2 separate regions of the Homo sapiens genome follow, and region 2 is linked to region 1. A link is an interaction called in ENCODE POLR2A ChIA-PET data of the cell type or tissue named here. Cell type or tissue: GM12878. All regions are shown on one strand. Links, peaks and the distances in the headings refer to the core of each region. The heading gives the core; the rest is flanking DNA.

Region 1 (5,381 bases), core at 258-5,257:
GTTATGGGAAGTGGCAGGACCAAAAAGCGTCTGTACTCTCTCCAAACACTGATCAAAATCCCTCCTTGATCTAAATAAAGTGACTTAGCAAGTTCTCACTTAATTTAGAGTGTGGATTTGCATCCAATTCCACTCGTACCTGCCAAAAAGACGCTTTATGAAAGCTAAGGCGGAGTTATGAACCTCTCAGCAAACTTGTTTATAATGAAAATTACAAATCAGCAGCAATAATATAATTACGCAGTATACTGTACGAGAAGTCTTTCTAGACTGTTTAGAGATACTTTGTGTTCTATAACATGCAGCATGAATCCTGGGCTAATTGGAAACAATTGCATGGTATATAATAACAAAATGTTTCATTGTGTTTTTCTTTTACAGAAGGGTCTGAGTATTCACCTGAGTCATTATCCTGGTTTTCTGAGTAGTGAAATTTACAAATCATAAAAATTGAATGCTGGCCAGGTGCAGTGGCTCACGTCTGTAATCCCAGCACTTTGGGAGGCCGAGGTGGGCAAATCAGTAGAGGTCAGGAGTTTGAGACCAGCCTGGCCAACATGGTGAAACCCTATCTCTACCAAAAAATACAAAAATTAGCCATGCATGGTGGTGCACACTTGTAATCCCAACTACTCGGGAGGCTGAAGTGGGAGAATTGCTTGAACCTGGGAGGCAGAGGTTGCAGTGAGCCAAGATCAAGCCATTGCACTGGGTGACAGAGGGAGACTCCATCTTAAAAAAAAAAAAAAATTGAATGCCTGTGCTCAGAGGTAGGTTATGGTGGACTCACCCTGGGGTGGGCAGCCACGCAATGCAATGGAATGAGAACAACCACAGGCCCCACCCCAAGAGCAGCCCAGGGCACACCTGGGCACCCAGGGGCTCTGCTGGAGCCTTCTGAGCTGACCCAAGATAAATTCACATTAACCAGGACTGTTAAAAGAAAAAAAACTTCAGCAGAATTAAAGGAGTTTAACTGAGCAATGAACGATTGGTGTATTGGGCAGCCCCCAGAATCACAGCAGATTCAGAGTGACTCCAGGGGTGCCTCATGGTCAGAACAAATTTATAGATAAAAAAAGTAAAGTGACGGGCAGAAATTGGAAATGAGGTGCAGAAACAGCTGGATTGATTACAGCTCAGCGTTTGCCTCATTTGATCACAGTTTGAGCACTCATCAGTGTATGACTGGTTAAAGTATGGCCACTGGGACTGGACAAGATTCAGCGATTGTTACAGGGGCATACTCCTAAGTTAGGTTTTCAATCTTGTCTACCTATTAAATTAGGTTGCAGTTCATCCACAAGGACTTACATATAGAAGTATGGAGTCCTTCTCAGGCCATATTTAGTTTCCTTTAATAGAACTGAAGGAATTTCACTTTCCATAGGACACAGCATCTCAGCCCTTGAGAAGGGGAAGGACAGGGAGAATCAGAAATTCTTGTATGCCAAGCAAATGGCCAGTGTATTAGGTGAAGAAAGTGCTGAATGAGAAGTAATGTTTCCCAAAAGATGGTTCCCAAGATCATACTAAAGGATTCACAAAACAATATTTTTTATTTCGAATATTAATATGCTTAGTTCAATCAATAAAGGCAAGTGACAGTGGTTTTTCTATTTATAATATTGATATAAAATTTCCCTTTTGGGCTGGGCACGGTGGCTCACACCTGTAATCCCAGCATTTTGGGAGGTTGAGGTGGGCAGATCACCTGAGGTCGGGAGTTGGAGACCAGCTTGACCAACATGGGGAAACCTTGTCTCTACTAAAAATACAAGATTAGCCGGGCATAGTGGCACATGCCTGTAATCCCAGCTACTCGGGAGGCTGAAGCAGAAGAATTGCTTGTAACTGGGAGGCAGATGTTGCAGTGAGCTGAGATGGAGCCATTGCCCTCCAGCCTGGGCAACAAGAGTGAAATTCCATCTCAAAAAAAGTAAATAAATAAATAAATAATAAAAATTTCCCTTTTGATTACATTTAAGTAAAACAGCAAGTTTCTTTAAATAATTTTTTTTTTTTAGACAGAGTTTCACTCCTGTTGCCCAGGCTGGAGTGCAATGGCACAATCTCGGCTCACCGCAACCTCCTCCTACTGGGTTCAAGCGATTCTCCTGCCTCAGCCTCCCAAGTAGATGGGATTACAGGCATGCACCACCACACCTGGCTAATTTTTTTTTTGGTATTTTTAGTAAAGACGGGGTTTCTCCATGTTGGTCAGGCTGGTCTCGAACTCCCGACCTCAGATGATCCGCCCACCTCAGCCTCCCAAATTGCTGGGATTACAGGCGTAAGCCACCATGCCCAGCCTAAATAAAATTTTTAATTTTTTAAATTAAATTTAATTTAAAAAACTTCTTTAGAGACAGAGTCTTGCTCTGTTTCCTAGGCTAGAGTACAGTAGCATCATCATAGCTCTTGTTGTAGTCTAGAACTCCTGGGCCCAAGTTATCCTCCTGCCTTAGCCTCCTGAGTAGCTGGGACTATAGCCACATGCCACCATACCTGGCTAATTTTAAAAAATTTTTTTGTAGAGACTATAACTGTCCATGGAGTTCTCCTTGCCCACTGCCTAGACAGAGCCAATTTATCAAGACAGGTTAATTGCAATAGAGAAAGAGTTTAATTCATGCAGAGCCAGCTACATGAAAGATTGGAGTTTTATTATTATTCAAATAAGTGTCCCTGAGAATTCAGGGATTAGAATTTTTAATAATTTGGTGGGTAGGGGACCAGTGAGTTGGGAGCACTGATTGGTTGGCTCAGAGATGAAATCACAGGGAGTCAAAGCTGTCCTCTTATGCTGAGTCAGTTCCTGGGTGGGGTCACAGGACTGATTGGCAGGTCCAGGTGGGACCATCAGGCTGTCAGAAATGCAAAAACCTGAAGAGACATTTTAAAAGGCCAATCCTAGCTTCTACCATGTTATCTTCAAGAGTAATTGGAGAAGTTGCAAATCTTATGATCTCTGGAATAATGGCTAGTATTATTTAGAATTCAAGTCCCTCTCATCCTTACTTGGTGGCCTTTCATTAGTTTTACAAGAACAGTTTAGTTTTAGGGAAAGGCTATTATTTAAACTATAAACTAAATTTCTCCCAAAGTGAGTTTGGCCCATGCCCAGGAATGAGCAGATAGCCAACCCGTGAGGCTAGAAACAAGGTGGAGTTGGTTAGGTCAGATCTCTTTCAACTGTCATAACTTCCTCAGTTATAATTCTTTTGCAAAGGCAGTTTCAAGACAGGGCCTCGCTGTTTTACCCAGGCTGGTCCTGAACTCCTGAGATCAAGCGATCATCCCAAAGTGTTGGGATTATAGGCATGAATCACTGCGTCCAGTCATTTTTTAAAACTATATATATATATATATATTTTAATGAGACAGGGTCTTTCTCTGTTGCCTAGGCAGAGTGCATTAGTGCAATTATGGCTCACTGAAGCCTCTACTGGCAGGCTCAAGAGATCCTCTCGCCTCGGCTTCCTGAGTAGCTGGAACTACAGTCATGCTCCACTACACCCAGCTAATTTTCTTTTTTGGAGTGATGTTGCCCAGGATGGTCTTGAACTCCTGGACACAAGCAATCAAAAAACGCTGGGATTACAAGCATAGGCCACTGCACCTAGCCTTTTTTTTTTTTTTTTTTTCGTTTTTTTGTGTGTGTGTGTGAAGGGGGTTCTCACTCTGTCACTCAGGCTAAAATGCAGTGGTGTGATAATGGCTCACTGCGGCCTCGATCTCCCCAGGCCCAGGCGATCTTCCCACCTCAGCCTGCTGAGTAGCTGGGACCACAGGTGCATGCCACCAGTCCTGGCTAATTTTTGTATTTTCAGTAGAGACCTGACTTTGTTGGCCAGGTTGGTCTTGAACACCCGAGCTCAAGTGATCCACCTGCCCCAGCCTCTCAAGGCTGAAGTGATCCACCTGCCCCATGCTTTGGATTACAGGCATGAGCCACCATGCCTGGCCATTTTTTGTTTTGTTTTGTTTTGTTTTGTTTTTTGAGACTGGGTCTGGCTCAGTTGCCCAGGCTGGATTGCAGTGGTTTGATTATGGCTCACTGCAGCCTCTGCCTCTGGGGCTCAAGCCGTCTTCCCACTTCAGCCTCCTGAGTAACTGGGATTACAGGCATGAACCATCATCACATTCAGTTAATTTTTGTCTGTTTTATAGAGATGGGATTTCACCATGTTGCCGAGGCTGGTCTCAAACTCCTAGCCTCATGTGATCCACCCGCCTCGGCCTGCCAACCAAATGTGTTGGGATTACAGGCATGAGCCACCTTGCCAGGCCTTGAAATTTAGTTTCTAGTTTAAATGATAATTAATAACCCTTCCCAAAAACTAAGCTGCCTTCATAAAACTAGTGAAAGGCCACCAGGTTAGGAGGGTGAGAGGGGCGTGAATTCTGCTAAGATGTAGGTATAAATAATTTTTTTTTTTGAGACAGAATCTTGCTGTGTCGCCCAGGCTGGAGTGCAGTGGCATGATCTCAGCTCACTGCAACCTCCGCCTCCTGGGTTCAAGCGATTCTCCTGCCTCAGCCTCCCAAGTAGCTGAGACTACAGGCACCCGCCCCCACACTGGGCTAATTTTTGTATTTTTAGTAGAGATGGGGTTTCACTATGCTGGCCGGGCTGGTATTGAACTCCTGACCTCGTGATCCACCTGCCTCAGCCTCCGAAAGTGCTGGGATTACAGGCGTGAGTCATCAAGCCTGGCCAATTTTTTGTTTTTTTTTTTTTAGTCAGGATCTCACTCTGCTGCCCAGGCTGGAGTGCAGTGGCTTAATCATGGCTCACTGCGGCCTTGAGCTCCCCAGGCTCAAGCAATTCTCCCACCACAGCCTTCTGAGAAGAGGGACTACAGACACATACCACCACACCTGGCTAACCTTTGTACTTTTTGTAGAGATGGGGTCTTGCTATGTTGCCCAAGCTGGTCTTGAACACCTGAGATAAACCATCTGCCCACCCCCGCAGCTTCCCAAAGTGCTGACATTACAGGTGTGAGACATTGAGCCAGGCCAAATGATTTTATTTTGTTTTTTTTGAGACAGAGTCTTGCTCTGTTGCCCAGGCTGGAGTGCAGTGGCACAATCTCAGCTCATTGCAACCTCTGCCTCCTGAGTTCAAGCGATTTTCCTGCCTCAGCCTCCTGAGTAGCTGGGATTACAGGTCCACCACCACACCTGGCTAATTTTCATATTTTTAATAGAAACAGGGTTTTGCCATGTTGGCCAAGCTGGTCTCGAACTCCTGACCTCAAGTGATCCACGTCCCTCAGCCTTGCAAAGTGCTGGGATTACAGGCGTGATCCACTGCACTCGGCCAAATGATTTTTTATTGTTCCAAAGATCATAAGATTTAGAACTTCCCCAAT
Region 2 (5,381 bases), core at 274-5,273, 510 kb before region 1:
GGTGAGGCGGGGTAAGATTTGCAAAAGTTAGGTATTTAATCCATTAAAACTGCTATTCCTTTTCACTTAGACTTTCCCTGTATCATACCCTCATATTGGGTGGCATTAGAGTGGCCTGAGCTAAGGGAAAATTGAGTAGAGGATACATTTAGAGATAGTATATGGTTAGCAGTTGTTTATGTGTCCAGTTATTTTGTAGGCATTACTTCCAGGAATGTTATTACTGTCCACTGTGTCTACTTCCCTGGCCTTGTGATACATAGATGTAGTTTTGCAGGGCAGGTGAGCCCCAAAGTGGGGCTCAGCCCGTGAGGGTTCTTGGCTTTGCCCAGAAAAGAATTCAAGGGCAAGCCAGAGGTAGAAGAAAATAGATTTATTGAACAGGCAGTGTTACAGCTCTGGTGGTGTTATAGCTCGGTGACTGCTCCTGCAGAGCAGGGCTACCCCGTAGGCAGAGAGTAGCAGTTCAGGGCAGTTATTAATACCCTTTTTTAATAACATGCAGATTAAGGAGTGGTTTATGCAGAAATTTCTAGGGAAGGGATAGTAACTTTTGGGTCATTGGGTCATTGCCATGGAAAGTGGTGGTAACTCCTGGGTGTTCTCATAGCAGTGTTGACATGGCACACTGGTGGGTGTGTCTGATGGAAAGCTTCTTCTGCCTAATCATCTTTCAGCTAGTCCTCAATTTAATTGGGTGTCTGAACCTGTCTCTAGAGTCAAGTCCTGCCTCCTAACTCAGTAGGGGCAAGGGTCTTAGAGCATTATAAATATGTTCTTTGTGGTAGAGGTAGAGGAAGAGAAACATCGTTTAAGTGTTTAGAGTGAGAAACTAGTCTGGAAAATTTTTCTAAATCTTGGAACTTGATTGTGGTTTTCGTAAATTTGATAATATTCCTAAGAATGTATATGACATTATCAGTAATAAGTTATAAAGAAGTTATAAAGCTGATATAAACTCTCTACACTGCCTTTTTTTTTTTTTTTTTTTAAGATGGAGTCTCCTCTGTCACCCAGGCTGGAGTGCAGGGGTGTGATCTCTGCTCACTGCAACCTCTGCCTCCCAGGTTCAGGTGATTCTTTTGCCTCAGCCTCCTGAGCAGCTGAGACTACAGGCACGCACCATCATGCCTAACAAATTTTTGTATTTTTAGTAGAGATGGGGTTTCACCATGTTGGCCGGGCTGGTCACGAACTGCTGACCTCAAGTGATCCGCCCGCCTCAGCCTCCCAAAGTGCTGGGATTACAGGTGTGAGACACCGTGCCTGGCCTACACTGTCAGTACTAAAAATTGATCAAACACAGTAGTAAAAAGATAAAATTATCTTTCTATTCTCTTAATGTTGCAAAATTGTTATATGAAGAGGAAATCAAGAAATGCAGCCAGAAATGTAAGAAAATAAGAGCATTATAGAGATAGATTAGGCAATTAATAAAGATATGCTCTTCTTTTTGAAATTCATGTTTTTGGCATTTGTTAGCCTTTTAAAGTTAGTGTTTAGTTGTAATTTATTTTCTCATTCCAGATATTTACTTCACACCTAATTTTGTATTCCTTTCCTTAAATAGAGTCCCACAAATTGTAAAAAAGGAATTAGCTCACCAAAAACACCAAATGCAGTATTTTTAATATTTACCTTTCAGGTTCGGTTGCTGGATCTAGATATGCCTCTTTTTTTTATTTCCTCATTTTTTCTTCTAAAAAGAAAATTATGTATTTTAATGTCAGATTGCTTTTGATTAAAATGTTTCATATTAAAATTGTATACCTGAAAAATATTATTCAATAACACACTTCAAAAAGTTGACAGTTAAAAAAAAAAGAATAGCCCTTGTTACTTTTCTTATCTAATCACAGAGTTTGTGTAGTGAATGTAAAAAGAAAAAAAAATTGTTACAAGTTTGGAGCAAAGAGCTCTGTGTTTAAAAGGAATCTCCTTCTTTTTTTGTGTGTTTTTCCTTTTGTACCAATGGGGAACCTAAATCTGTTTTAGTTGCACAGACACAATGGACAAATAGTCATTTTGTATTTGCCAAGTGTGATACCTTCCTTTGTTTATTTGCTATTAAACTGTTGAGAGTTTTATGGCTAGTGGATAATCATTGTTCAAACTTTTTAATAACTACAGTGAATTGTGTTAATATAAAATTATGCTGTACAGTATTTTCTTGTTATGTTGATGGTCAAAGTGAACATCAGATATTAAAAATTTAGATGAGTAAAATATTAAACAGCCTATTTTTGTCATGTAACAAAAGACCATGAGATCCATGGAGGAAAAAAGGACAGCTTTATTTTTCTATAGAAAACAATAGTAGGTTGGGGATATGCAGCCTGTGGTGTAAAATGAAAATGAGGTCCTAGTTGGGGGTTGGAGAGTTAGAAATTATAAAGGCAAAAATTGTAGGACAGGGGAGGTGGGGTCAAGGAAGTAAGGAATAAAGTCTTGATTAGATGACCTTTAATCCCCAAATCACCAGTGTGTCTTAGTTGGTTGTTTCCAGGTGGTTGGTCAGTTGGCACCAGGTGGTCTTTTGGTGATCATTTGGGGAATTTCCAAATGATCACCAAAAGGAACTGTTCTTTGACTTGGTGGCAGAAAAACAGGTTTTGCAACACTTTTAAGGACACAGGGTATAATTGCTCCCTTACCCTGTCATTGCCTCTTGGTTCTGCTTTTACCTTTGAGCCACAAGGAGTCTATCTTGTCAATTAACTGGGGGCATAATTTGACAGTCCAATATGTATAATGATGACAACAGCTCCACTAACATGAATGCCATTCTTAGAATTTCTCATAGATCCTGGCATTTGGTACATCTGAGTTGAATAAATAAAAGTCTGGGGAATGAATGAAAGAAAAATTAGTTCAATGTCCTATAACTTTAAGTTAATTTATTAGAATTGCCACCAACAAAATTAGCTCTAGCATTTAGATACTAAAAGGAATTTGTTAAGCAAACTTACTTTTGCAGTTATCTCTCCATGGACAGTCAGAACAGGTATTCTTCATTTCTAAAACATACTGCTGTTCTTTAAGACCATTCTTTGGCACTGTGGAACTTTAGTCATTTTCTAGACATTTGTTAGCCACTAAATGTCTCATACCAGGGACTCATATTTGTAAATAATAGTGTCTGCCTTTGAGAAGCTCATAACTGGGTAGTCAACGAACAGTCACAGTGCAGATCTGGAATCAGTGTTGAGGGAGTACAAAATCCTTTGGGTGTTGTAATCAGAGTCAAGAAAAGCTTCACAGTGGCGATAGGCTTAAGCTTAGTTGAAGGAAGAGGAAGCTTTCAAGTGGAGGTGGCAGAGAAAGCATTCTGACATGTGAAAAGGCAGGAAAGCCTGCGTGCAGCATATTTATTAGTTTTGTCTCCCTTGGAGCATTTTGTAAATTTTATTGAGTATTCAGAGTTGACAGAAAGGCAGTCAGGGATCATTTCATGGAGCGCCATGCTGAGAAGATTAGAGGATTTTAAGCAAGTGATGTGGTCAAATTTGCAGTTTTGAAAGAGTACTTAACATTATCCTGGTTATATGTTTAGCAGATTTGGCAAGAACTGATTGTTATGATTTGATAGTCATTTAATACAAAAAGGAACCTGGAATGCTCTTCGTCTTTAGTGAACATTATGTAACCTATCTTCATGGCCTTCTTAGTGAGGTAAACATTTTTTTTTTGAAATTGTAAAGATTTAAACTTTTTGAAGGGTAAACTTTCTCAGATAATTATGCTTAGTTGTGAGCAGAAGTAAAATAATGTTTTTACAGGCCAGAGCATTTAATTACCAGTGCAAGACTGTCCAGACTACTCTTTCCATTTACCATGATAACTGGTAAAATGTGAGATGGTGATTGCTCCATCATCTTGGGTACTGAGATGAAAAGATGTGGGGTGGAGTCCTCAAATGACTTATGATGAACAGCTAGTGTAAGCAAGAAAATGACCTTATTGTTTTAAGCCACTGATATTTTGCAGTTCTTACCTGATAAATGGTACATGAACCTAACGTGTTTTTATTGATGCAACCATATATCAAAACAGTATTTTTGAAGGAATCATTGTAGAAGTACAGACATTTATAGAAAATTTTTTACCTCTCTGATTTAGAGAAATTTTTGAAAGCACAATAACTTAGGTAACATAGTAACATAAAAGTTCTCATAATATGTGTAAACCAAAATGAGTTACTGCAACTAAGAGTCATTTTGAAAGAGACTAAAATTGACTTATCTTTAATTTGTTAAATAAAAGTGTGATATTAAATCCATTACAAAAATGGGTAAAAATTGAAGACAACTGCAATTTTATAGGTTACTGAACTTTATATTTTACATGATATTACAGTCATCCTTCAGTATACATGGGCGGGTGGTTCCAGGACCCAAGTCTACAAATATGTTAAGTCCCACAGTGGGTGCTGTGAAACCTACATAAAGGAAAAGTTGGCTCTCTGTATGCGCAAGTTTCGTATCCTGTGAATTCTGTATTTTCAATCCACATTTGGTTGAAAAATTTCAGCCTGTAGGTGGACTTGCGCAGTTCAAACCCACTTCATTCAAGGGTCAACTGTATTTTATAGTCAGTATTTGCATAATAAGGAAATCTAAATGGTACTTTGATATTCAAAGTTTCATAATAATCTATATGTATGTTTTAAAGTGAGTGTGGTGATATTAATACTTAAATGAAAAATATGAGTTAATAAAGCAATTTATAATTTTATATCAATTGAGCATATTGTTTTTGAAATTTAATTTAGAATAATCATCTATACATAATCTATAGATACTTTAGTCTTTCTATATGACATTCTTATGGTGGTTTATTGATTATCATAACTATGAATAATGAGTAAAAATTATACAACTATACAAGCCAATATATGCTTGAAATTATTATTTATTGATAGTAAATTAGATTTTGACATGAAATGATTTCTGTTTAGGCAATAAATTTAAACTATAGAAAAAAATGCAGTGTAACTTGTACTGTAAATAAACGATTAGCAATGAACATTACAGTGAGAGCTGATAGTTTATGAATTATTCACTGCAAACTTATTGTCTCTGTGTCATTAACATGTAAGATAATGAGCCTAATTACCATGGCTTTAAACTCAGGGGAGTTAGCAATTTATGTGTAAAAGTTTCTGGGCTGTAGTTACCACCCACAAGGGTATTGAGAGAACTGCAGACACTACTTCTGTGTTTTGTTTCAGAAATGTTCTTTTTCCTCACTTGCTTCCTTCTTAATAAATTAGTTTTTATTTATTTTTATAGTGAGAATTATGAGCTTTTCCTCTTGCTTGAATACCTTTTTAAAGGAGTTATGAGAAATATTTAAGTATTTTTTTAGTGTAGTTTAGTGTT

What was found. ChIA-PET counts read pairs that join two places held together with the same protein. Peaks named below come from ENCODE experiments on the same cell type or tissue, not always from the same donor. Only the 100,000 strongest peaks of a DNase experiment are listed, where the experiment ranks them.
Region 2: POLR2A ChIA-PET joins it to region 1 with 6 read pairs; 3 of 35 experiments call an interaction of 5 or more read pairs at or near these places.

The regions. Positions count from the first base shown.
Region 1 is chr10:74,767,795-74,773,175 of GRCh38, forward strand. No RefSeq gene overlaps it. Among named protein-coding and RNA genes, the nearest start is that of KAT6B, 56 kb to the right of the region's middle. In GM12878, for the core only: no CTCF peak of the experiment used is centred there; no DNase peak of the experiment used is centred there.
Region 2 is chr10:74,252,795-74,258,175 of GRCh38, forward strand. All of the region lies in intron 3 of ADK (adenosine kinase), which reads left to right. LOC124902456 (a long non-coding RNA gene) reads left to right here. Exons shown (of 2, transcript XR_007062198.1): 2 at 1-2,083. Among named protein-coding and RNA genes, the nearest start is that of ADK, 100 kb to the left of the region's middle. In GM12878, for the core only: no CTCF peak of the experiment used is centred there; a DNase peak (open chromatin) is centred at 2,612.